6 separate regions of the Homo sapiens genome follow, and all the other regions are linked to region 4. A link is a contact called in ENCODE Hi-C or POLR2A ChIA-PET data. All regions are on one chromosome and are shown on one strand. Each heading gives the region's core, a stretch centred on a gene start or an enhancer-like site at or near the end of the contact. The rest is flanking DNA. Distances are from core to core; before and after follow the strand shown.

Region 1 (4,480 bases), core at 1,981-4,480, 390 kb after region 4:
ACCTGGCCGAGGGTAGGCTCCTGGTCCCCCAGGCCCACAATGAGGATGCAGTCGGCCTGTCGCAGGCAGCGCACGGTCCAGGGCGTCAGCGAGGCGTCCGTCTGGTAGAGTACGATACGGTGTGCATCCTCCTGCTGGGCCAGCCACCCTGACAGCCGGAACTCTTGGATGCTAGGGTGGGAAGGGGGCAGCGTCATCCTGGGGTTGGCCTGGGGTCAGTGTGCTCCCCGAGACCACATAGCTCCGTTGCTGGGAGGAACTTAGACACCCAAACCCCCACCACGGAAGTCCGTGCTCCGGTGGGCAGATTCACACCACTGCGAATCTCCCCATTGACCTATGGGTAAGACGCAGGCTCCGTGGTTGGAAGCCAAGAACTTGAACTCAGGTCTGAAAGAATTTGAGGCTCCAGGCCCACCCACCACCCTCCCCACTCCCTTCTGCAACACACACCTATCCAGTGCGGAGGCCCCCAGGCGTGCCCGGATGATGTCACTGTTAAGGAGTAGCGTCGGACCTAGGGGTAGGTGGGGAAGGGAGGCTGGGAACCATGGTCCACAGGGCTGGGGCCTAACTCAGAAAAGAATACCCATTACCCCGCCCCTGTGGCCCTGTTCCCCTCCACCCCCCAAATGACCTACCCTAACATCTCTCACTCACTAATGTCCCACCCACCGCCAGCCCCCACCCATGACCCTCACCCCACTGACCGATGGCCTGCAGGGCGTGCTGCAGCTCCAGCGTGAAGGCCACCATGGGGACCTCAGCACACACAGGCAGGATTGCCACAGTTGCCAGGTTGCTGGCTGGGTTGGTGAGTTCCGAGTGTGGGGGCACACCCAACCCAGAGCCTGCTAAGAACCCAATGGATGAGATTTGTGGTGCGAACCTGTGTCCAGAGAGATGAACCCTCCTCCTCCTCTTCTTCCTCTTCCTCCTTATCTGAAATTCTTGCTCCTGTGCTCCCAGACTGCAGCCCCCAGTTGCCCAAAGTCTTGACTCTACCATACAGAAAGCCATGGCTCTGGTCCTGGACCCTCAGCCTCAACTACTATTCCCTCTTTTGTTAAAACCTGGCCATCTACCCTCCACTTTGGGCCCTGATCACCTCAGTGGGATCCATTACACAACTCTACAACCATTCAGATTCACTGTGCTTGGGAGATCAATTGGCCAGTGCCCCTGCCTCATTCTGGCCTTGGTTCCTCTGTCTAATGGGGGACCTGAACATAAAACGAGGCAGAAATAAAGCTATTTTTAGCCTAGCCAACATGGAGAAACACTGCTCTACTAAAAATACACAACAATTAGCCAGGCATGGTGGCATACACCTGTAATCCCAGCTACTTGGGAGGCTGAGGCAGGAGAATCACTTGAACCTGGGAGGCAGAGGTTGCAGTGAGCCGAGATCGTGCCACTGCACTCCAGCCTGGGCTACAGAGCGAGACCCTGTCTTAAAAAGAAAATAAAAGAAAAGACAAAGACAAGAAAAGAAAAGCTACTTTTGACCCAGCTGTTGCTTCCCAGTTTCTCCACTAACAGCCTAGACCAGCTGTCAACTCCCATATCTTGCCTAGACCTCTTGTTGCCTCCTTACTGGTGGAATCCTTCCTCCCCAATCTAACAATAACAATCTAAATAAGCTCAAGTGCCTGTCCACAGCCCCTAGCCCCTATGTGACTTACCCCCCAACCCCCATCACCTCTCCCCTTGATCGCTTTCCTCCTCAGTGCTTCAAAACCACCAGCCTCCTGTGCAGCACCCCTGGTTTCTCTTTCATGTCTGGCCCCATCTTAGTTGTCAAGTCTCAGCTCACTGTCCTTAGAAAAGCCTCTTTCTCCCTCCCTTCCTCCCTCCCTCTTTCAGCCACACGGCAAGATGACCCTCTTTTGTCTTCTAGATATTGTATTCTCTATCTGTAATTTCTTTCCTTTTCTTTTCTTTTTTTTTTTCTTTCTTTTTTTTTTTTTGAGATGGAGTTTTGCTCTGGTTGCCCAGGCTGGAGTGCAATGGCGTAGGCTCGGCTCACTGCAACCTCTGCCTCCCCGGTTCAAGCGATTCTCCTGCCTCAGCCGTCCAAGTAGCTGGGATTACAGGCACCCACCACCACACCCGACTAATTTTTGTACTTTTAGTAGAGATGAGTTTCACCACGTTGGCCAGGCTGGTCTCGAACCCCTGACCTCAAGTGATTCACCTGCCTCAGCCTCACAAAGTGCTGAGATTACAGGCGTGACCCACCGCCCCAGGCCTCTGTAATTTCTTAATGATGTCTTTTCTGCCACTACCGCCCTGCCCCCGCCTTGGGGGATCTAGGGCTCAGGGCCAATTGGGTAGAACCCCTGGAGGGAAAAGGGGTATCTAGGTTGCTGGGCTGGCCCAGAATCTGGCCACCACAATGTAGAAACTCAGGCCCTCATTTCAGCAGGCCTCCAACCCCACCGCACGCCCCATTCTGTTCTAGCTCACTGAAGCCACAGGCTGAAACAGGGGGCTACATCTCCCAGCAAGCTGTAACTTCAGAAGGCGAGGTGCCCAGAGTCCTAAACAACAATCCACAGACTATTTTCCATCATGGTATGGGGAGTTTTGTTTGTTTGCTGTTTTATTTTTTCTGAAACAGGTTCTAGCTCTGTCATCCCGGCTGGAGTACAGTGGCACGATCACGGCTCACTGCAGCCTCGACCTCCGGGCTCAAGCAATCAATCCTCCCGCCTCAGCCTCCTGAGTGGCTGAGACTACAGGCATGTGTCACCAAGCCCAGCTAATGTTTGAAATTTTTGTAGAGACGGGGGTCCTACTATGTTGCCCAGGCTGGTTTCAAACTCAATCTCCTGGGCTCAAGCGATCCTCCTGCCTCAGCCTCCCAAAGTGCTGAGATTACAGGCATGAGCCACCATGACGGCCCTGCCATCATATTCTGATCTAGGACTCCCTTTCTCTCAACGTCCAGGCCGTGGACTTCCCCAGCAAGCCCTGACTCCCGGGCAGACTACGCCAAGTCCACCGCCTAAGACTCCCTCCCCGGCACCACTGATTTACTTTCGAGCCCATTAACTAGCACGCCAGGGGTCGAGGACTTCGTTTCCCAGCATGCTCAGGAACACGAACTCCATTCCCCAGAATGCTCTGCACCTGGGTCCTACTTAGGGTTTGAAACCCTCAGGGGCACGATTTCTTCGCGGAACTCCATTTCCCAGCATCCCTCAGGAAAGAAGGCTTCCCTCCCAGCATGCTCTGGACGCCGGACTACATCTCCCAGCACGCTCTGGGCCGGCCGGCTCTCACCTGGGAAGGGTCCTTGCAGCTGCTGCAAATTCCCTAGAATTTTCTGGCTCAGTAGGTGGATAAGGCGGGTCACGACCTGGGGGCGTTGGAGGCCGGCATTTCAGTGAGACCTGGGAAGCGGCTGTCCAGGTCCCACCTCTCCCTCCTATGCCGGGGCTCCTGGGTGCCCGTTACCTGGGTCCCACCCCCGAGAGCCCCCGCCCTCACTCTCTCGCTTCGGCCCCTCCCTCGACCCCGCCCCTCTGTAAGCCCCGCCCACACACTAGGCCCGGCCCCCACCCCCCCGGAGTCCCGCCTCCGCCTCTCTGCCCCGCCCACAACAGGCCGCACCTGCGGGTACCGGCGTTTGATGTGACCCAAGGTGCCCTCGGGAAGCTTGGCCAGCTCCGTGTCGCGCACCGCGTGCACCGTCGTGGCTCGCGGCTGCCGGGTCAGTGCCTCCACCTGGGGGGCCGCGTGCATGATTGGGGCTGCTTGGGTGGGGAATGAGGAGGCCGAAGATGGGTGGAAAGGGGGCTGTACTGCCCCATCTAGGGCTCCCCTGCAATGGGGGTGTAGGGAAGCAAGCCTCGCTCGCTACCCATTAGAGCTCTGGGGAGAGGGAGAGGACAGGGATCCACGACAGGCGGAATCCCCTTTTTCCAACGAAATGAGGTCTGGGCGGGGAGTGGACTGGGTGACCTCAGAGGTCGGGAGCTGCATTCACCACTCCCTGGATTACCCGGGATGATGTGTGTGAGTTGTCGAGGGACTGGCCTGGAAAAGGCCAGAGGTCAGTGGGTGGGGGTCGCGCTCACCACGCCGATGAGGTCGCCGCGGCCGTACTCGCCCACCAGCTCCTTCTTGCCACTGCCTCGCTGGATCACGCTACGCAGCCGCCCATTGAGCACGATGTAAGTGCAGTCGGAGCGGTCGCCCTGCCTGAGTGGGCGTGGAGGTCAGCAAGGTCTGACCACCCCCAGGTCCCCACCCCTAGGCCGGGCCTGAGCAGCGCGGTGGGAGCTGCACCTGTACAGCGCGCGTCCCGCCTCCACTGCAGTCCAGTCGATGGCGAAGTCCATCTGGCGCACGAAGGGCGACATCCTGGCTGCCACCGTGTGCGCCGCACTCAGCACCACACTGGGCTGTGCGCGCATGATCCTGCAGGAACAGACTTGGGATGAAAGAGGAAGGCCTCAAAACCGTCCTACAC
Region 2 (4,172 bases), core at 1,673-4,172, 260 kb after region 4:
AATGACATGAACCCGGGAGGCGGAGCTTGCAGTGAGCCGAAGCCGAGATGCTGCCACTGCACTCCAGCCTGGGCGACAGAACAAAACCCTGTCTCTGAAAAATATAATAAATGAGGGAAGAAGGCAAACAATCTCCCTCTGCCTGTTTTCTAGGCACACGGTGACACCCACTCCTTTACATGTTGTCTGTGGTTGCATTCAGTACATCAGCGGAGTAATGGGGCAAGAGCACATGGCGGCACAGCAGTGGCTCACGCCTGTAATCCCAGCACTTTGGGAGGCTGAAGTGGGCGGATCACCTGAGATGAGGAGTTCGAGACCAGCCTGACCAACATGGTGAAACCCCATCTCTACTAAAAATACAAAAATTAGCCGGGTGTGGTGGGAGGCACCTGTAATCCCAGCTACTTGGGAAGCTGAGGCAGGAGAATCACGTGAACCCAAGGTGGAGGTTTGCAGTGAGGTGAGATGGTGCCACTGCACTCCAGCCTGGGCGACAGAGCAAGACTCTATCTCAACAAATAAAAAAAATAATAATAAAGACCACATGGCATAAAATATTGCCCATCTGGCACTTTGCGCAGTTTGCCCACCCCCAGTCTAAAGGCGTCTGTCTCAGCCTGATGCGTCTCCCAGGACCCCATGCCCCCTCCAGCCTGCAGACAGCCTCCAACCGTGATTCCAGAACCTGCCAGCATTTCCCACCAACTCCTTTTGCCGGGTTTATTTCTCCCCACCACTCCTGGTCTCACTCAACCCCCCAACCCTATGGCCAGACCCGCCCCCACTCTACTGTAAACACATTCGGACCTGGCCTCCCTCCCCAGCCTGGGGCAGGGCTGTGGCTCAAGGTACTGAGTGGATCTAAGGCCGCCACACAAGACACAAGACACACGTGGGGAGGGGCTCTCTGTATCCTTTATCTCCGGCAGGGTCAGCGGCCCTCCAGGGCCCGGTCTCGAGCGATGACTGCCTCCTCGAACTTGATCATGAGCGTGGTGCCCTTGTGCCAGTGCGCCGTGACCTTGGCAGGGAAGCCGCTGTGTGTGAGCACCGCCTCCACGATGCCCGCCGTGAAGCTGGCGCAGTTGAGCGTGCTGTTCTCCTTGGGCACGGAGATGTAGGTGTTGATGAGCGGCTCGCGCTCGATGATGTAGAAGGTGCGCGCGTCATCGTTGGCCTGCTCCAGCTTGTCCGCCTCCTTGCCGAAGAGCGCCTTCCACACGGCGCCCTTGACGAAGAGCAACGCGCCTAGCACCTTGGTCTCACGCCGGGCACCCTTTTCGCGCGCCACCAGCGCATCCAGCACGCGCGCGCCCACCTGGCGGCCCAGCGCGGCCAGGCGCGACTGCAGCTCGGCCACGGAGAAGACGCGGCTCTGGCAGTGCTGTACCAGCTCGGAGAACAGCAGTGCGAAGGCGCTCAGGCTCACCTCGGTGCGCGGCCGCGCCAGCGCGCGCTCCAGCAGCGCCGACTTCCCGCGCGTGAAGCGCGCCTCCATGCCGCCGCCACCCTGCGGGGAGACCAGGAAGTGCAGGTGTCAGGGGCAATGGGAAGGGGAGCAGGCCGGGAGGAAAGGAGGGAGAACCGCGAGGGGCCCTGGGACACCCTCGACCCATGCCACTGTTGTGTGCTCCAGTGCCGACTTCCCACTTGCAAAGAGATGCGCGTAAAACACGCCTCGATTACACGTAACCAGATAAATCAAGGGAGGGGGGAGTCTTATACCCTCGGCAGGCAGCGGGCTAGCGGGAGTGGGGACAAGGTGGGAGGAGAGACACGAGGGGGAACAGAAGAGGAGGCCGAAACCACCCAACCCTCGGGCATGCAGACGGTTCAATTGCGAAAGCGCCTTCCTGCCCGCTCCGCCACCTACAGGAGTAACTAGAAAACTAGTGTATGGGGGGAGGGGCGTCAGATCTAGGGCAGGGAGGTGACAAAGATGAGGCACCACGAGGGGATATGGGCAGTCGCTCCTGCCCCGCCCTGCGCTCCAGCACAGACGACCCTCGGGAACTTTCCTGCCGGCCCCCTGCGGAAAGCCAGAGTAAAGGGGGTGGAGGGTGGGAGTGGGGTAGGAGCGTGTCAAGACCAAAAGCCAGGAGGGTTGGGGGCTTTAACAGGGGGGATCCGTGGGGCCAGGCAGGAGGGGCGGGTAACCCCCAACCCCAAGCCCTCAGGCAGGCAGCTCCGATGTGTCACGCAGGAACCCTTCGTCCTTTGAGACGCGGATGGGCCTGGGTTCTGAAGGCTGGGAGGAGGGGCCCAGAGGTGTTGGGAGCCTCCCACCCCCGTGCTCTCCAGAAAGGAAGCTGGATGCTGAGCAACTGTGGTCCTCCCATCAGCTGTCGGTGCGGGGAGAGGGAGATGGGGTAGGGGGCTCCTGAAGAGAAATGGGGTGGGGAGCGGGCGCCGAGACGGGATCGGAGGGGCAGCTGAGAACCCGCCCCCACCATGCATGGGGAGGTGTGTGGATGCTAAGCCGACCCCAACGAGGTCTGCGTGGGAGGTGGGAGAACCAGCGGGGAGGGGTGTCCCAGGGGCTCCGGGCCGCCCCCGCCCCAGCATGCAGATCCGTCCGTGGCGAGGGCCCTGGGCGCGCGAGATGGGAGAGGGATCGTTAAGACCCCACCACCGGGCTGCGATGGGGGCTGAAGTGAGCTGAACTGCCGTAGGGTCAGGGCCCCGCGACCCTCGCCCCGTACCTCTACACTGGGGAGAAACCCACCCTCCTCGCAGCCTCCTGAGGGGGGCCGAAGCGAGCGGGCTCGGGATCGCGGACGCCGAGACCCCAGCCCGGGACCCACACGCCCGCGGGGAAGGGGCCGGGGAGCGGACGAGGCCCGGCGCGGGCAGGGGGGTGGGTAGGGTCTCACCAGGAACCGCAGCAGTCTGCTCGGCCGAGCTGCTTTACGGCGCCGTAAAAGGCGCTGCGTGCGCAGGCGCTCGACGGGCCAGGCGTGTGGGCGGGGCGCGCGCAGCGGTGCCTGAGAGCGGCCGCAGGGGGGCGCGCGAGTCCGCGGAGCCGGACCCAGGGACGTGGCCCACGGCCGTGATGGCTGCTCCGCGCGTGGCCAGGGTCTCGCTGGCTCTGGGTGGCCCACGCTGGAGGGGACGCTTGCAGGCCTAGTCACCTGCTCAGGGCGCACGTATGACAATGGGCCAATGTATACCCTTGCACATGGACACACCTGTTGGCTTTTCCAGGCACTCCTATGTCCTTGGGGATGGGTTCAATTGTCTCAAGTGCATCCATGTGGCCCGCGGTGGCTCCCGCCTGTAACCCCAGCATTTTCGGAGGCGGAGGTGGGAGAATCACTTGAGGCCAGGAGTTTGAGACCAGCCTGGACAACATAGCTAGACTCCCACTTCTTTAAAAAAAATTAGCCAGGTGTGGTGGTGTGAACCTGTAATCCCATCTACTCGGGAGGCGGAGGCAAGAGGATCGCCTGAGCCCAGGAGGTCGAGGCTGCAATGAGTCATGATCGTACCACTGCCCTCCAGCCTGGGTGATAGAGCGAGACCCTGTCTCAAAAAAACAAAAACAAACAACAACAACAACAAATCAAGTGCATGCATGAGCGGTGGACATAGTACCTTAGGGTCATGTACACTCATGGATACATGCTCAATGGCATAGATACACTCACGGGCACAATTACACACGTGGGTACACGCTTAGGGCTTGTATATATCCGTGGTCCCAGGTACACTCAGGGAGATGTTGTATGCTCAGGGGCACCCACTCTGGGACACAGGGAAGACACAGGGAATGAGTTACTCATTCACAGATGCACAGGTACTCACGCAGGGCACTCAGTCTCGCCCACCCTGGTGCCCCGGGGTCATTGTCACGTGCAGACTCTCCCTCTCCCCAGGTCCCAAAACCCCTCCCCTTGCCCCAGTAACAGGTCCCATAGCGACGCTGTTTTCCCTTGACTTTATTTATCTTCATAAGTCACAAAATGTGAGTGCAGAGATAAATGTCTGTGTGCATGTGCCCTGAGCACACAGGGTGGCATAACTCGGCACACTCATAATGACACAGCCGTTCACCCAGCCACAGATAGTGACAGGGCACACATGGCGACACCCACATGTACGGAGATAAATCTCCCCCACCATGACATGGGTAGACAGAAAACACGCCGCAGTATACTCTAGTATGTTTA
Region 3 (4,385 bases), core at 326-2,825, 290 kb after region 4:
TCACTGCAACCTCCGCCTCCTGGATTCAAGTTATTCTCCTACCTCAGCTTCCTGAGTAGCTGGGATAACAGGTGTGCACCACCACGCCTGGTTAATTTTTGGTTTTTTGGTAGAGACGGGGTTTCATCATGTTGGCCAGGCTGGTCTTGAACTCCTGACCTCAAGTGATCCGCCCATCTCAGCCTCCCAAAGTGCTGGGATTACAGGTATGAGCCACCGTGCCCGGTCTTTATTTTATTTTTAGTAGAGACAGGGTTTTGCTATGTTGCCCAGGCTGGTCTCAAACTCCTGGGCCTAAGTGATCCTCCTGCCTTGGCCTCCCAAAGTGCTGGGAACTACAGGCGTGAGCCACTGGGCCCAGCTCCTGTTAACATCTTTATGTGGAGAGTTACTGGGGACCAGGGACATTCCCCAAACCCACCCATCAATCGTAGTGACATGACGTTATGGACCCCCTGATGTGATGTACCAGGAAGTACCCGGCCCTACCAGCATGATATTATTCTGGCTGCAACTGACCCTTATTCCAATAGAGCATGTGGTTCTAAGCCATTTATAGGGTAAACATTGGGGCAGGGATGGGGAGAGAGGAAGCAACCTGCCAAATCCAGAATGAGGATCATTCCTCGGTACCAGAAGAGAACCAGAAAGAAAGCACCCTAAGTGGGGATACCACAAGGAAGTAAAGCAGGGGCCTCTCCCAGCTGGGGAAGGGAAGGAGGAAGGAGTACAATAGCTTGCAAGGCACAGCATTGCGGATGATGGGAATAGCAGGTGCAAAGGTTCTGGGGCAGGGACAGTGTGGTGTGTTTGAAGAACAGCAGCCAGGTTCACCATGAGATGGGAAATGGACTTGGGGGAAGGGATCTCAAAGGATAATTTTTTTTTTTTTTTTGAGACAGGGTTTCGCTCTTGTTGCCCAGGCTGGAGTGCAGTGGCATGATGGCTCACTGCAACCTCTGCCTTCCGGTTTCAAGCGATTCTCCTGCCTCAGCCTCCCGAGTAGCTGGGATTACAGGCGCCCACCACCACGCCCGGCTAATTTTTGTATTTTTAGTAGAGACAGGGTTTCACCATGTTGGCTAGACTGGTCTTGAACTCCTGACCTCGTGATCCGCCCGCCTCGGCCTCCCAAAGTGCTGGGATTACAGACGTGAGCCACCGCGCCCGGCCCCCCAACTTTTTTTTTGTTTTTAACACAACTTCTCGCTTTCTCACCCAGGCTGGAGGGCAGAGGCACAATCATAGCTCACTGCAGCCTCGAACTCCTAGGCTCCAGCGATCCTCACAGGAGGGTTTTGAGGATCTGCATAAAGCGTGCAGAGGGAGCTTGACTTCGTGCTCGTTAGGACCCGATATTGTCAGCTGCCGCCGCCCACAGGGACACATAAATATTTGTAGACTCAATATTTGCCTTTAGTGTGAAGACATTGCATCACCTGGGTATAAGTAAGGAGCAGAGGCAGAGGCGGTTTAAGCAACAGACTTTTGTCTCCGCTGAGAACCACGGAATAACCCCTGACCTACTTCCCCGTCGTGTCTAATTCGGGTCACCTCATCTCCAGTTACAGACGCGGAAGATCAAAGAAACCGGGAAATTGCGCCGCAGCGCCCCCTGGCGTTCGCAGCGCGTGCCTACACAAGCCACTCCCGGCGCAAAACTGCGGCTTCCCAGGAAATTGAGTTTAAATGTTTTTTTTTCTTTTTTCTTAATCTAGAAAAGATCATTTATTGTATCAAGTAACTACCCAGTTAGGCGTGAATACATTTTAAAATTTTTATTAAAACGAGTATTGGCCGGGCGCGGTGGCTCACTCCTGTAATCCCAGCACTTTGGGAGGCCAAGGCAGGTGGATCACGGCGTCAGGAGTTCGAGACCATCCCGGCCAACATGGTGAAACCCCGTCTCTACTAAAAATACAAAAATTAGCTGGGCGTGGTGGCACGCACCTGTAGTCCCAGCTACTCGGGAGGCTGAGACAGAAGAATCGGTTGAACCGGGGAGGCGGAGGTTGCAGTGAGCTGAGATCATGCCACTGCACTCCAGCCTGGGCGACGGAGCGAGACTCCATCTCCAAAAAATAAATAAATAAATAAATATAATATAATATAAAATAAAATAAAAAGAGTATTGTAGAGATTGGCTGGGCACAGTGGCTCACACCTCTAATTCCTGCATTTTGGGAGGCTGAGGTGGGAGGTCTTCAGCCCAGGAGTTAGAGACCAGCCTGGCCAACATGGCAAAACCCCATCTCTACTAAAAGTACAAAAATTCGCTGGGCATGGTGTCGCACGTCTGTGATCCCAGCTTTTTGGGAGGCTGAGGCAGGAGAATCGCTTGAACCCAGGAGGCAGAGGTTACAGTGAATCGAGATCGCACCACTGCACTCCAGCCTGGGCAACAGAGTGAGACCTTGTCTCAAAAATACATATATTTAGGAATTTGCTATGTTGCCCAGGCTGGCCTCAAACTCCTGGCCTCAAGCAATCCTCCCACCTCGCCCTCCCAAAGTGCTGGGATTGCAGGCGTGAGCCACTGTGCCCGACCTTGAGCTTAAGTTTTAAACATTAAAACCACCTCCCTCCCACTCCCTGCACCTCCCGTAAGTTAAAACGCGTCCCTGCTGAGGCCCTGCAAAGGCATATCCAGGGCAGGCGGACCCCAGGGGTCCACAGCCGACCCACTTTCTTCCCCACACCTCATCCCCTTCACAACTCTCCTCATCCATCTCCCTGCCCTGGTGGGAGATTCCGATAAATCCTAATTGTGGAACTGCTGAATCAGAGGGGGCTGCATTTTCCTTAGCCCCCACCTGCAAATTGTGTGTGCAGTTTTTCTGGGATGAGTGTCCTTAGATTTCCCTGAATTCTCAAAAGGATCTGTGACCTCAAAATCAGGAGAGAGGCCGGGCACGGTGGCTCACGCCTGTCATCCCAGTACTTTGGGAGGCCGAGGTGGGCAGATCGCTTGAGCCCAGGAGACCAGCCTGGGCAACATAGCCAGACCCAGTCTCTACAAAAAATTAAAAGATTAACTGGGCTTGGTGATGTGCACTCATGGTCCCAGCTACTCAGGAGGCTGAGGTGGGAGGATCGCTTGAGCACAGGCGGTAAGAGAGGCTCTACCTCTGAAGAGGATGCTTCCCCACCCTCTGCCCCCTCCCCAGGCACCCACTCCAGCAGTGAGAATTTCACTGCCAACATGAGACATGGGTCCCTACCTGTCCCAACTCAGACCCTGTCTATGATGTCCTATGGCCTCAGCAGGGACCAAAACCCTCACCATGGCCTCACCAGAACCTCCACGTGGTTCTCAGATTGGGTTGCAGGTCAGTACCCTCCCCTCCAGCTCCTCAGGGGCCTCCTGCATTCTCTGGCCTTGGCTTCTGCTCTGCCCTCCCCTCCCTTCCCTTCGCCCCCTTCATTTTCATTCTCTATGCAAATGCTGCCTCCTCTAGGAAGCCTTCCCTGATTGCCCCCAGTCTGGGTGGATTAGATGTGATATGGGCTCCCACAGCCCCTTTTGCCTCAGATTACTCATGTGGCTGGCTGTATATCTGTGCCCCAGAGAGGTTTCTTTTCCTTTTTCTTTTTTTTTTTTTTTTTTGAGATAGGGTGTCACCTTGCCACCCAGGCTGGAGTGCAGTGGCATGATCATAGCTCATTGCAGTCTCAACCTCCCGGGCTCAAGCAATCCTTCCACCTGAAAGTCCTGAGCAGCTGGGACTACAGGCGTGTGCCATCACGTGCCTGACTAATTTTTCTTATTTTTTGTAGAGATGGGGTCTTGCTATGTTGCCCAGGCTGGTCTTAAACTCCTAGCCTCAAGCGATCTCCCACCTCAGTCTCCTGAGTAAACTGGACCCCAGGTGCAAGACACCATGCCCATAAAAAAATTTTAAAAAAATTTAATTTTAAAATTTTTTTGTAGAGATAGGATCGTGTTATGCCGCCCAGGCTGGTCTCAAACTCCTGGGCCCAAGCGATCCTCCCACCTAGGCCTCCCAAAGCACTGGGATTACAGGTGTAAGCTACCTCGCCCGGCCTCTCCTGTTCTATTGGTGCTGTGAGATTCACACCTCACTTGAGTGCTATGGGCTGAACTGTGTCCTCTCCACAAATGTCTATGCTGAAGTCCTGCCCCGCAACTGCCTCAGAAAGTGACTATACTTGGAGATAGAATCTTTAAAGAAATAATTAAGTAAAAATGAGGTCATATGCGTGGGCCCTAATCCAACATGACCAGTTTCCTTGTAAGAAGAGCAGATTAGGACACAGACATGCACTGGGGCGGGGGGAGGAGACTGTGTGAACACACAGGGAAAACACAGCTGTCTACAAGGAAAGGAGAGAAGCTTCAGAAGGAGTCACACCTGTGGACATCT
Region 4 (4,113 bases), core at 1,063-3,562:
CTCCATCTCAAAAAAAAAAAGGCCGGGTGTGGTGGCTCACGCCTGTAATCCCAGCACTTTGGGAGGCCGAGGCAAGCGGATCACGAGGTCAGGAAATCGAGTCCATCCTGGCTAACATGGTGAAACCCTGTCTCTACTAAAAATACAAAAAATTAGCTGGGTGTGGTGGCAGGCACATGTAGTCCCAGCTACTCGGGAGGCTAAGGCAGGAGAATGGTGTGAACCTGGGAGGCGGAGCTTGCAGTGAGCCAAGATCGTGCCACTGCACTCCAGCCTGGGCGACAGAGTGAGACTCTGTCTCAAAACAACAAAAAAAGAGATGGAGGTCTCATGCTGTCACCCAGGGTGGAGTGCAGTGGGTGATCATAGCTCACTGCAGCCTCTAACTAATGGGCTCAAGAGATCCTCCCACCTCAGCCTCCTAAGTAGCTGGAATTCCAGGCGAGAGACACCATGCTTGGCTTATTTTTTTATTTTTGTAGAGATAGGGTCTCGTTATGTTGCCCAGACTGGTCTGTAACTCCTGGGCTCAAATGATGCTCCTGCCTCAGGCTCCTGAGTTGCTGGGATAATAGGACTGAGCCACGGATCCTGGCTTAAAGGAGTCTTCTATCTCCACTTTATCTTTGGGTCTTTGACATGCTTATATGACACACTGCCTCTGAGTGTCCAATGCTGTAGTTTTCTTTCTTTCCTTTCTCTCTCTCTCTTTCTTTCTTCTTCTTTTTTTTTGACACAAGGTCTCTCTCTGTTGCCCAGGTAGTGTAGTGTAGTGTAGTGTAGTGTAGTGGCACGATCACGGCTCACTACAGCCTTAACTTCCCGGGCCTCAACGATCCTCCCATCTCAGCCTCCTGAGTAGCTGGGACTACAAGCACATGCTACCACGCCAAGCTAATGTTTTGTATTTGTTGTAAAGAAGAGGTCTTCACTATGTTGCCCAGGCTGGTCTCAAACTCTTGGGCTGGAGAGATCCTCCCGCCTCAGTGTCCCAAAGTGCTGGGATTATAGGCATGAGCCACCGCGCCCGGCCAAACTCCGTACTTTCAACCACAACTAAGAATCCATATTTCTAGCCCAGACCTTATTCTTAGCAACACACCTGTGTACACCAACCGCTTAACTAGTTTGCTCCTCTTGGCATCAAGACATCTCGAACAAAGCCAGAGTGGAAGCCCTCATCTCTTACCCCCACCTTGAGGGGGAGCTCCTGAGATGGAGAACACAAGTCTATCCATCGCAGAAGCCAGGAATGCATGCTCTCCGGGGCCAAGCTGCCTCCCTTTGAAATAATGAAGTCCCATAAACCCATATCACAGGTTAGTAATGCAAAAAGACCGGGTGCGGTAGCTCACGCCTGTAATCCCAGTGACTCAGAGGCTGAGGCAGGAGGATCGCTTGAGCTTGGGAATTGGAGGCTGCAGTGAGCTAGATTACGACACTGCACTCTAGCCTGGGTGACAGAGCAAGCCTCTGGCTCTATAAAAAAAAAAAAGGATCCAATAAGACAAACAGCAACAGCAACATACATTAGCTCTCCCAGGGGACCAACCCTCCTCCTCATACCCGGATTGCATGGCCATGTTAAAATACCGCCACCTGGTGGCGGCATTCTTCGAATGGAAAATAGCATCTGGGGTGCTGAAATGACAAAGGCCTGAGCGTCTTCAGATCAGAGTGTCAGTTCACACTGAATCGAAGTAGGACTGGACCACAGTCAGCCCGCTCTCAGCTTCCTCTTCTTATTCGGGGTCAAAACCAACAGGCGTCTTCCCAAAGCGCCGCACAAGAGTGGGCTCCTTCGCTTTCTCGGAGCGACTCACTTGCTGGTCTCTCAGCCATTGTCAATCAATCAGTCATTGCAGGGGCAGCCATAGACAATTACTCTGGAGCTGGTCCGCCGGTCAATCAGAATCCAATCGAATCCGTCCTTGTGGTCGGTGGATCCACGTGCCTGTACCACCTGCCACCAGCGCCCGGCGCGTTCTGTAGCCGAATCACCGCAAGTGACGGAATACACGCCCCTGGGCTCCGCCCCCTCGTAGTCGCGCCCAATCACAGATCTGACCCTCCCAGGAGTGCCCTCCCCCGGGCCACATCCAGTCACGGGCCCCGTCCTTCCAAAACACTGCCCTATCAGAGGTCAAGCTCTCTAGGCATTCCCTACCCTTTTAATGCCCCGCCCTATGACGGACCCAATCGGAGGGCTCTCCCTACCCGAAACCCCGCTCCTGGAGCGGCTTTTCTCAGGCTTGCGCGGCTCTAGGCCGAAGCGGCGGATGACGCAACCGGGCCGCGCCGCGAGAAGGTCACACGATTCTCCAACATGGCGGCGGCGGCCCTGCGGAGTGGCTGGTGCCGCTGTCCACGGGTGAGCGGCGGTGCGGCGCTGGCAGGGCGAGCTTAGGGGTCTTCTGGGCCTTCGGCCACCAAGGCTTTCTTCTCAGACCCTTGGCCTTCGCGACCCTTGCTTGGGCTCCTTAGAAAGCTTGGGGTTAGATCTTTGGGTAGCAGAGGCCAGGACAGGGGGCACAGAGCGTGGCCTGAGGGCGGGGACCGAGCTTACCGGGCAGGGGGCGGCGATGCGCGGGACCTGGGAGGGAGCTGATCACCCTTCGCCCTCTGATCAGACTCCACGTATACAGGAGAGAGAATGGTAGCCGGGGCGGCGGCGTCCCGTGGAAAAAAGTAGAGGGGAAGGCAAAAAAACGTGAAATTCACAGCTCGCGGTTAAATGCCAAGTTCTCTACCGAGAGCATTTCTTGTCTCGTTTCTTCTAACGTTCATTGTGGATGTGCGAGAGGTGGTTCGCGCCCTAGCAGGCTCTTGGGTCCACAGGGCAGTGGCAGTCAAGACGTGTAAGGCGCACTCAGAAAGTAGTACTTCATATTGCTCGTGCTCTTCGTTTTTTCTTTTTTCTCTTTTTTTTTTTTTTTTGAGACAGAGTTTCGCTCTTGTCGCCCAGTCTGGAGTGCAATGGCGCGATCTCGGCTCACTGCAACTTCTGCCTCCTTCTGCCTCCGGGTTCAAGCGATTCTCCTGCCTCAGCCTCAGGTGGATCACCTGAGGTCAGGAGTTCGAGATCCACTGGCCCACATGGTGAAATCCCATCTCTACTAAAACCCCATCTGTACTAAAAATACAAAAAAATTAGCCGGGCATGGTGGCGCGCTCCTGTAATCCCAACTACTTGGGAGGCTGAGGCAGGAGAATCACTTGAACCCGGCAGGCGGAGATTGCAGTGAGCCGAGATCCTGCCACTTTACTCCAGCCTGGGCAACAGAGGGAGACTCCGTCTCAAAAAAAAAAAAAAAAGTTATCCTCAAGTAAATACAGGAGATAGTAGGCACCTGTGTAAGTTTGGGATGTTGCATAGGGTTCTCAGAGGTAGGAGGCAGAGAACAGAGAGAAAAACGGCCCAGGAAATGTGGAAATGGTGGAGAAGTTGTACCTGGTCTTTTGACATCAACACGCCAGGTTCTGTGCTGGGTGACAGGGTGCCGAGCTGAACAGGACCTGCACAGAGCTTTTTTTTTTTCCCCCAATTTTTTATGGAGGCAGGGTCTAGCTATGTTGCCCAGGCTGGTCTCAAACTCCTGAGCTCAAACGATCCTTCCGCCTCAGCCTCCCAAAGTATCGGGATTACAGGCATGAGCCACCAGCTCAGTGCCTGCACAGAACTTAAGGCAAGATCTCGGCTCACTGCACCCTCCACCTCCCGGGTTTAAGCAATACTACAGGTGTGTGGGACTACAGGTGTGTGCCACCACGCCCGGCTAATTTTTGTATTTTTGGTAGAGACGGGATTTCACCATGTTGGCCAGGCTGATCTCGAACTCCTGACCGGGTGATCCTCCCACCTCAGCCTCCCAACGTGTTGGGATTACTGGCGTGAGCCACCGCGCCCAGCCAGCAAGTGCCTTTTACATGAGATCAGCCCAGTCTTTGCCCAGAGCGACTCCCCTAAATTACTCTGTTTATAGCTCAACCCTTGAGGAGGACATTGTAGGTTTATTCCAGAGTTGTCCCTGGGGCAACACATTATCGATGTTTGTGTCTGAAAAATCCAGTTCTCTCATCTTTGGAGGCTGGCAGAAATGGGGTGGGCTCGCA
Region 5 (3,900 bases), core at 375-2,874, 420 kb after region 4:
AAATCCCAGACCTGCCACTTTACAGTAGGTTGACTCCAGGTACCTCCCTGAGCCTCCATCTCCTCATCTGAAGAGTGGAAATTTTAAAAAGGCGACCCCTTGGCTGGGCTCAGTGGCTCATGCCTGTTATCCCAACGGCTTTGGGAGGCCAAGGTGGGAGGATCCAGCCTAGGTAATACAGCGAGACCTCCCTGTCTACAAAAAAAAAACATTTTTTTTAAATAGTCAGGTGTGACGGCTCATGCCCGTAGTTAGTAGCTGGGACCCCATCTACCCGGGAGGCTGAGTTGGGAGGATCACTTGAGCCCAGGAGTTCGATGTTACAATGAGCTAGGATTATGCCACTGCACTACAGCCTGGGCAACAAAAAAAAGTTTATTAAAAAAAAAAAAAGTCCACCCTCTCCCTGAGCCTTGAGGTTGAGATCCTGAAGCTGCTCTGAGAATTCAGTGAGACACAGCAGATAAAGACCTCTTCAGCAAACACAAGCTGTTCTAATCACTGTTTATTTTTTTCCAGCCTAATGGTTAGATCTAAGCTTTCAGCAACTGCTGGAGTCAAAACCAGTCACAGTAGCCCAAAACTGTCCCTGTCACACCCCCATGGGGATGTGCTTTCTAGGGCCTGGCCCCGTGCTGCTTTCTAGGGCCTGGCCTCCTGCCTAGCAAAGCAGTCAGGATAAATGTGTGCACTGTCAGAACCTCCCTTGCAGAGAGGGACAAGTTCCCGGCCCCTCCCTTTGCAATGAGATGCTGCTGTGGCTGTTTACGACAAAGCCAGAGGGCAGGGCCCGCTTACAGAGCTGAGATTACAGCTAACCCACCCCAGACCCTACTAGCTGGGACACCGGGACATCTATCAGGTAGGGGTCCCCAGCTAGCTCCAGAAGGGGAAGCTAACACAAGGGGTCTTCCTCCAGCCTCCCCGAGGAGGGGTGGCATCAGAATTGGCTAGAAGCCCGAATTTAAGAAGGCTGCGCTTCCAGCGGTTTGGAAAGCTAAAACTGAGTTAATCGCCTGGGGGCAATCCCTCCAGCTCTCCAGGCTTGAGCTTAGGGAAGCTGAGCATTTGTCCCCTGGAATCAGGAGGGGAAGCCTGGGAGTCTCACGTGCGGGTTGGAGAAGCTGGTGCCCGCTGTCTGAGTTCCAGACGAAGTTGAGCAATCGGAACCTAGGCTCCCAGTGGGAATCCCAGGAACCTCGCCGCCCCAGAGGGAGAAGCTGGCGGCCCGGCGCGATCCCTGCCTGAGTTTGGGAACCCAGCAGAGCCTGGGTTCAGGAGGAAGAATTGGAGAGGCTGGTGCCCACCCGCCGCCCAAGTTCTAGGAGCCGTCTGCCCTTTTCTCCACCGTGAAAAGTCAGCGCTGGAGCTTAGAAAAAAAGAGACTAGGAGCTCCGCCGCCCCAGGTGGGAGACACAGCCCGCCCGCCTGAGTTCGGGGCCCCACGGTGCCGCCCGCGCCCTCACCTGAGCCGCGCGGACCCGCCGGGGCTGTCATGCTGGGGCGGGAGCGCGGGACGCAGGCGGGTACGGCGGGGCAGCCTGGGTCCGATCGCCCGCCGCTGTCACTGCGACCTCGCTCCCTCGCGGCGCGGCTTCAAACCCTCCGGCATCAGCTGATCTGTGCCTCGGTCACGTGACCCGGTAGCCCAGAGCCCCTCACGTGACCGCCTCTGGTCCCGCCCCCTGCGCCACGACAACCCCTGCCGGAACAGCGCGCATGCGTGCCTCTGCCGGCGCCCTCTGGGTCGAAGGCAGTCGCTAGGTCCTAGCGCCGACGCGCTCTGGGTGGCGGGGGATGGGCTGACTCTGAGTTTGGCAACGACGAGCTCTGCCCTGGCTCCCGGCCATGCCCCGAATCCGGTGCCAGGCTTGTGACTTCCATGTCCAGAGCTTGACCCCTTATCCTCCTTGGTGCCTGGTGATGACCCTGCCTACTATCTCAACGCTGTCTTCCTCTTTCTCCCAGAAACTCCTTTTACCCTTCTCCTGCGCATCTTCAGCAAACACGATTTCCTAATTATGTATCAAATAGAACCACTTATCCCCACCCCATGGCCCCCAGCCCAGAGTCTTCCAACATTCCTGGCCTGGATCTTTGCAGCAACCTCCTCCCCGATCTCAGCCTCCCTCCACTCCACTCTCTACCCAGCAGCCACAAGCATCTTCAAAGAATAATTCCTATCCTTCCTGCGAGAACCTGCCCTCGGCTTCCCATTGCTCTGTAATGACAGGCAGAGTCCCCACTCTCGTCTATCAGGGCCCTCTGATCTGGCTCCTACCTCCATCCAAAGCTCATCTTTCTATAGCCCCAGAGCCTTTGCATACTTTTGCCCTGGAGCGTAATGGTTAAGAATTTGGACCCTGGAGGGCAATTGGGATTTAAATCTAGGCACTGACAATGCCACTTCTACATCTTCCAGAGTCCCTTCAACTCCAAGCTGAGCGCAGTGGGCGGTGGCATGCACCGGCAATCCCAGCTACTCGGGAGGCTAAGGTGGGAGGATCGCTTGAGCCCAGGAGGTCGAGGCTGCAGTGAGCTATGATCACACCACTGCACTCCAGCCTGGGCAACAGAGCAAGACTGTCTAAAAAAAAAAAAAAAAATGTGCCTCAATTTTCTCATTTGCAAAATGGGGATATTCAAAGTCATCTACCTACTGGGGCTGTTGAGAGGATTAAATGAGAGAATGCAAAAACTATCGCATAAGGCTGGGCAAACAGTACTGATTATTAAATTAGTGATTATTGGGATTACAAAATCCTTCATTGAGAAAGCTGCCTGCCATTTATATCAGAAGTCTTGTTATGCTTCTCCTAGAATGTACTATACCCCGTAATTATTTTTTAAGTATTCTGAATTTAGTATCTATGAGCTCCATGCAGGTCGAGGCCATATTTATCTTGTTCCCTGCTGAGACCCCAGCAATCCAGAGATGTTTGTTGATTGCATAAATGAGCAACTTTTTTTGTCCACTTGTATACCTACTGTATGGGCTTTGAAGAGCAAGGGGTAAGTGAGAGGAACAGAGAGTGGTGACTAGTGGGATGGACCAGGATGAGACACTGTGGGTTAAGCTGGAAAGTCTAGCTGGTGGGCCCAAGAAGGAAGCCAGGACACTGGAGCTCCAGATTGTGGCTGGCCCTGGCCACAATGTCCCATCTCCGGAGCAAGGGGCTGTGCTCAGAAAGAAAGCACAAAAGGCAAGCCACGACACAGAGCCCGGAGGCAGTGGGAGGATTTTACTGACTGCACAACACACAACTTCCCCAGGCCCCCGAGGATGCCGGCGTCTCCTTCAGCCATCAGGCCCCAGCAGTGCCCCTTGCTCCTGTACCCACTCTGGACTCTCGCCGGTAGGGAGGGCTGGGCTGACAGTGCCACGAGTGGGAGAACAGGGGTCAGGGCAGGACACAGGGTTGGGATCAGGGCTGGGCACAGGATCAGGGTCTGGGCTGGGCACAGGATCAAGGTCTGGGCTGGGCACAAGGTCGGGACCAGCGTCGTGCCCAGCCTTTGGGTCAGAAGATTCCACAGGAGTAGGGCTGGGGGTGGATCTGGAGCCGGGGAGGGGTTTGGAGCTGGGATCCGGCAGAGTGCCCGGCCCAGAGCCAGGGTCAGGGTTGCGGCCAGAGCTGGTGCCAGGGCTGAGGCCCAAGCCAGAGCCGAGCACAGAAACAGCATCAGGACCCAGGAGGGAGACCTGCCCCGGCCTCATCATGGATGCAGGGCTTAGGCCAGGCCCGAGGCCCAGGCCGGCGGCCGCTGCTGCAGCTGCAGCGGCCGCGGCAGCTGCAGCAGCGGCTGCACCCTCATGCACCCGTTTGTGCTTGGTGAGGCTGGAGGCCTGGCCGAAGGCCTTCCCGCAGAGCTGACAGCGATAGGGACGCTCGCCCGAAT
Region 6 (4,236 bases), core at 1,528-4,027, 470 kb before region 4:
ATGAGCCACTGTGCCTGGCCATGTTGTAGTCATTTCTCAATCCTCACTCCGTTTAAGAACAGCGTGAGAGAGCCACATCTCTTGACCCTCCGATCCTGGTCGGCCAGCCCCTGTGGTGGGCATCAGAGATATTTAGAGGCTAGAGGTCCACTCAAACCACAGAGGCCCAGGCCTGGAAGAGGCCAAACTTGAGGCTGGACACAAAGAGAGGGTGACTGCAAGTCGGACTCAGCTCTGAGGCTGCTGAAATGGGAGAGTGATCTGATGGCTCCAGCAAACTTGGCCCAGTGCCCAGGAGATTTATTTCTCTTCTTTCTTTTGTCTGGTTTTTTTTTTTGTTTTTTTTGTTTTTTTTTTTTTGAGATGGAGTTTCACTCTTGTTGCCCAGGGTGGAGAGCAATGGCACCACCTCGGTTCTCTGCAACCTCCGCCTCCCAGGTTCAAGCGATTCTCCTGCCTCAACCACCAGAGTAGCTGGGATTACCGGTGCCCTCCACCCACAGCTGGCTAATTATTTGTATTTTTAGTAGAGACGGGGTTTCACCATGTTGGCCAGGATGGTCTCAAACTCCTTATCTCAGGTGATCCACCCGCCTTGGCTTCCCAAAGTGCTGGGATTACAGGCATGAGTCACCGCGCCTGGCCTATTTCTTTTCTTTCTTTTGTCTGTTTTTTTTTTTTTTTCTTTTGAGGCAGGGTCTCAATCTGTCACCCAAAAGGCTGGAGGGCAGTGTAGTAATCACAGCTCACTGAAGCTTCCACCGCCCCCAGGTTCAGGTGATCCTCCCACCTCAGCCTCCTGAGTAGCTCTGCACACCACCACATCCAGCTAATTTTTGTATTTTTTTGTAGAAATGGTGTTTTGCCAAGTTGCCCAGGCTGGTCCTGAACTCCTGGCCTAGTGATCTGCCCGCCTTGGCCTCTCAAAGTGTTGGGATTACAGGCATGAGCCACCACGCCCGGCCTGGAGATAGATCTCATTGAGTCTTCACAACAAACCAATAATTACACCCTATGATGGGGAAAGAGGCTGAAGCTCGGAGAGAGGCACCTACTTTCCCAAGGTCATATAGCTAGGAAGGGGTGGTGTCAGAATTTGAACTTAAAACAGTCCAGGGAGTGGTTCTGGACCTCAAGAGACCTGGGTTCTTTAACTCCTGGCCCTCCTGGCTATGCCACCGATGCTGGGTGTCCTGGTTCAAGTCACTTTGCTTCTCTGGGCCTCATTCTAATGATGGAGCTGGTGGACTCTGTCCGTGGAGGGGTCTCCTGAGAAGGAGCCTCCAGGCTGAATTCATCCAGTAAAGCTCACCCTTAGCTAGGCTTGTTTAGGGTGGCACTGAGGCCCCCCAGTCTTTTCCATACCTGCCCAGGCTCCTTTTCCTGAAGGTAGGAAACAGAGGGCAGAGGAATCAGAGGGCCCTAAAACTCCCTACATTGTGGTCTCAGGCAGCTGTTTTACTCTCTCAGCCTCAGTATTATCATCTCTAAAATGAGTGTTACAGGCCGGGCGCAGTGGCTCACGCCTGTAATCCCAGCACTTTGTGCACTTTGGGAGTTCAAGGAAGGTGGATCACTTGAGGCCAGGAGTTCGAGACCAGCCTGGTCAACATGGTGAAACCCCGTTTCTGCTAAAAAGACAAAAATTGGCCAGGCACGGTGGCGGGGGCCTGTAATCCCAACTACTTGACCAGGGTGAGGTAGGAATCGCTTGAATCTGGGAGGCAGAGGTTGCAATGAGCTCAGATCGTGCCACTGCATTCCAGCCTGGGCAAGAGAGAGAGACTCTGTCTAAAAAAAAAAAAGACGGGGAGTCATAATGATATGTAGTTCATAAATTAGTAAAAAATTAAGAAGTTAATAACTATTAGCTCTTATTATAATTACTATCATCAGCTTACAGAGTTGTTGATGAGAGGTCACACAGTCAACCCTGGCACACACAGTAAGTGCTCAATAAAAGCTCTATTAATATTTTTTAGGGTAAATGTGGAGGTTGTTATTGCATTCATTCCTCCCTGCATGAGAAGCAAGGTTCCAATCCCAGCTCTACTCCTTATGTGCTGTGTGGCCCTGGGCAAGACACTTAACCTCTTTGAGCCTGGACTCTCTCAACTGTATAACAGGGGACATTTCTACTGCTTCCACCTACTCAGTATGGTTTCAAAAGAACTGAATGAGCTCAACATGCCCATTTGACTACCCCGTTTTGAGCACCCACATAGCACAGGGCATCCTGTTTCAGCATCTTTGTGCAAAGTGGCTGGGTCATTATATTATAACTTACTATTTTGCAGGCAGAGCCGCTCTGAGAAGGAGGTTGGGGAAGGGCATTGGCCACTTAGCAGTTGCCTACTGTGTGTCAGGCGTTTTCTGCACCAGCCACCTCCTGAATCCTCCCAGAAGCCCCATCAGGTTGGCAATGGGATGACCCAGTTTCACAGGTGGGGAAACCGAGGCTCGGAGAGGCGCCTATGTGTGCCGGACCCCGGAGACCTCCCACCGGCCTTGACACGGGAACTGAGGTCCCCGCGTCCCCGAGAAGGCTGTGGCCAAGGGATCGAGCCCAGCCGTCCCGCCCGGGTGCCGAGCTCCGGCCTCGAACCCGGGGCCGGCCCGCGGACTGGCGTCCTCCGGCCCTACCTGCAGGCCCGTGCCTACCTGATCCGCGGCCGGGCCGGGCGGCCGCACAGGCCCCTCGGTTCGCCTCGGCCCCGGTCCCGGCCCGGCCCGGCCCGTCGGCGCCACTAGCTCCGCTCCGGCCGGCACCTGCGTCCGGGCACCGCCCGCCGAGCCGACAGCGCCGCGGACCAATAGCGACCGCCTCTCGCCTGCATTCGCCAATCGCCTTGCACGTCCCGCCCTAAGAGGCGGGGCCGGAGGCCACAGGGACGACTTGGGCCGCACAGGCCCCGCTGTGCCGCAGCTGCTGGCTCCGCCCCTGCCGCGTCTTGGCTCCGCCCCCAGCTCCGGCTCCGCCCCAGCACTGGCCCCGCCCCAGCCCCGCCCCAGGCACGAGGGGGTGCTGCTGCGCCACCTGCAGACGGCCAGCGTCCTCTAATAAATAAAACCTCTGCAGAATTTAACTTTTTTTTTTTTGAGACTGGCCGGGTGCAGTGGCTCATGCCTGTAATCGGAGCACTTTGGGAGGCCGAGACGGAAGGATCGCTTGAGGCCAGATGTTGGGGACCAGCCTGGGCAACATGGTGAGTTCCCGTCTCTACAAAAAATTTAAAAGGATGGGCGCGGTGGCTCACGCCTGTAATCCTAGCACTTTGGGAAGCCGAGGCGGGCGGATCACGAGGTCAGGAGATCGAGACCATCCTGGCTAACACGGTGAAACCCCGTCTCTACTAAAAATACAAAAAAATTAGCCGGGCGTGGTGGCGGGCGCCTGTAGTCCCAGCTACTCGGGAGGCTGAGGCAGAGGAATGGCGTGAACCCGGGAGGCAGAGCTTGCAGTGAGCCGACATCGCGCCACTGCACTCCAGCCTGGGTGACAGAGTGAGACTCTGTCTCAAATAAATACATAAATAAATAAATAATAAAATAAAATAAAATAAAAGTTAGCCAAGTGTGGTGGCCCAGGCCTGTAGTCCCAGCTGCTCTGGAGGCTGAGGCAAGAGGATCACTTGAGCCCAGGAGTTCGAGGCCAGTCTGGGCAACATAGTAAACTCACCCACCCCCATCTCTAAGACAGATCAATTTTTAAAAAAATACTGCACTATATGTTCACTTAGTATAAGCACACTTTTGCACATAATCACAGTATAACCTTCAAAATCAGAAAATTAATGTTCATCTAATATTATCATGTAATTCCCAGAGCCCATTCAAAGGCCAGGTGCAGTGACTCATGCCTGTAATCCCAGCACTTGGATCATTTGAGGTCAGGAGTTCGAGACCAGCCCGGCCAACATGGTGAAACCCTGTCTGTACTAAAAATACAAATAATTAGCTGGGTTTTGTTGTGGGCACCTGTAATTCCAGCTACTCAGGAGGCTGAGGCAGGAGAATTGCTTGAATCTGCAAGGTGGAGGTTGCAGTGAGCGGAGATCTTGCCACTGCACTCTAACCTGGGCAACACAGCCAGACTCTGTCTCAAAAAAAAGAAAAGAAAAGTTTCCAATAAAGTCCTTTAAAAATCCAAAGTCCAGGCCAGGCACAGTGAGTCATGTCTGCAATCCCAGCTCTTTGGGAGCCCAAGGCAGGAAGGTCTCTTGGGTCTAGGAGTCT

Evidence for each region. A loop is a pair of places that touch in the nucleus more often than their neighbours do. ChIA-PET counts read pairs that join two places held with the same protein, here RNA polymerase II (POLR2A). Pooled maps may share reads with other maps.
Region 1: a loop to region 4 is called in a pooled map, with 2.8 times the contacts of the local background. The contact joins the enhancer-like site here to the promoter of TIMM44 in region 4. A Hi-C loop is called at or near these places in 6 of 50 pooled maps. POLR2A ChIA-PET finds 5 or more read pairs at or near these places in 3 of 52 experiments (GM10248, activated B cell and activated CD4-positive, alpha-beta T cell).
Region 2: a map of naive thymus-derived CD4-positive, alpha-beta T cell shows a loop between it and region 4 (11-fold over the local background). The contact joins the promoter of TRAPPC5 here to the promoter of TIMM44 in region 4. A Hi-C loop is called at or near these places in 2 of 168 maps with a recorded cell type or tissue (naive thymus-derived CD4-positive, alpha-beta T cell and posterior vena cava), 1 of 37 single-sample maps with no recorded cell type and 10 of 50 pooled maps. POLR2A ChIA-PET finds 5 or more read pairs at or near these places in 1 of 52 experiments (activated CD8-positive, alpha-beta memory T cell).
Region 3: a loop to region 4 is called in a map with no recorded cell type, with 11 times the contacts of the local background. The contact joins the enhancer-like site here to the promoter of TIMM44 in region 4. A Hi-C loop is called at or near these places in 2 of 37 single-sample maps with no recorded cell type and 5 of 50 pooled maps. POLR2A ChIA-PET finds 5 or more read pairs at or near these places in 1 of 52 experiments (activated CD8-positive, alpha-beta memory T cell).
Region 5: a loop to region 4 is called in a pooled map, with 8 times the contacts of the local background. The contact joins the promoter of MCOLN1 here to the promoter of TIMM44 in region 4. A Hi-C loop is called at or near these places in 2 of 37 single-sample maps with no recorded cell type and 10 of 50 pooled maps. POLR2A ChIA-PET finds 5 or more read pairs at or near these places in 2 of 52 experiments (CD8-positive, alpha-beta memory T cell and WTC11).
Region 6: a pooled map shows a loop between it and region 4 (11-fold over the local background). The contact joins the promoter of MARCHF2 here to the promoter of TIMM44 in region 4. A Hi-C loop is called at or near these places in 1 of 37 single-sample maps with no recorded cell type and 8 of 50 pooled maps. POLR2A ChIA-PET finds 5 or more read pairs at or near these places in 3 of 52 experiments (HepG2, WTC11 and activated T-cell).

What each region holds. Positions count from the first base shown.
Region 1 is chr19:7,550,246-7,554,725 of GRCh38, reverse strand. It overlaps PNPLA6 (patatin like domain 6, lysophospholipase), which reads right to left. Exons shown (of 32, transcript NM_001166114.2): 15 at 4,297-4,428; 16 at 4,086-4,209; 17 at 3,619-3,732; 18 at 3,289-3,364; 19 at 711-851; 20 at 454-517; 21 at 3-171. Among named protein-coding and RNA genes, the nearest start is that of PNPLA6, 17 kb to the right of the region's middle. RefSeq lists enhancers at 3,386-4,077, 4,078-4,480. Within about 2 kb of position 3,230, at least 8 of the 41 ENCODE cell types and tissues checked have a DNase peak (open chromatin) inside an H3K27ac peak, as active enhancers do.
Region 2 is chr19:7,679,583-7,683,754 of GRCh38, reverse strand. It overlaps TRAPPC5 (trafficking protein particle complex subunit 5), which reads right to left and starts at 2,922. Exons shown (of 2, transcript NM_001042462.2): 1 at 2,877-2,922; 2 at 1-1,513. The coding sequence starts at 1,501. The coding sequence ends at 935. MCEMP1 (mast cell expressed membrane protein 1) reads right to left here. Exons shown (of 7, transcript NM_174918.3): 7 at 3,926-4,172. RefSeq lists silencers at 1,398-1,692, 2,658-3,217.
Region 3 is chr19:7,649,426-7,653,810 of GRCh38, reverse strand. No RefSeq gene overlaps it. Among named protein-coding and RNA genes, the nearest start is that of STXBP2, 15 kb to the right of the region's middle. Within about 2 kb of position 1,575, at least 11 of the 41 ENCODE cell types and tissues checked have a DNase peak (open chromatin) inside an H3K27ac peak, as active enhancers do.
Region 4 is chr19:7,941,865-7,945,977 of GRCh38, reverse strand. It overlaps TIMM44 (translocase of inner mitochondrial membrane 44), which reads left to right and starts at 2,312. Exons shown (of 13, transcript NM_006351.4): 1 at 2,312-2,371. The coding sequence starts at 2,327. RefSeq lists enhancers at 1,118-1,660, 1,661-2,204, 2,209-2,578, 2,205-2,747, 2,748-3,291 and a silencer at 2,109-2,178.
Region 5 is chr19:7,520,348-7,524,247 of GRCh38, reverse strand. It overlaps MCOLN1 (mucolipin TRP cation channel 1), which reads right to left and starts at 1,624. Exons shown (of 14, transcript NM_020533.3): 1 at 1,467-1,624. The coding sequence starts at 1,497. LOC105372261 (a long non-coding RNA gene) reads left to right here. Exons shown (of 3, transcript XR_936294.3): 2 at 1,086-1,406. ZNF358 (zinc finger protein 358) reads right to left here. Exons shown (of 2, transcript NM_018083.5): 2 at 3,223-3,900. The coding sequence ends at 3,299. RefSeq lists a silencer at 1,461-1,590.
Region 6 is chr19:8,411,846-8,416,081 of GRCh38, reverse strand. MARCHF2 (membrane associated ring-CH-type finger 2) reads right to left here and starts at 2,777. Exons shown (of 5, transcript NM_001005415.2): 1 at 2,662-2,777. RefSeq lists silencers at 163-457, 2,611-2,770, 2,801-3,160 and enhancers at 2,652-3,152, 4,023-4,236.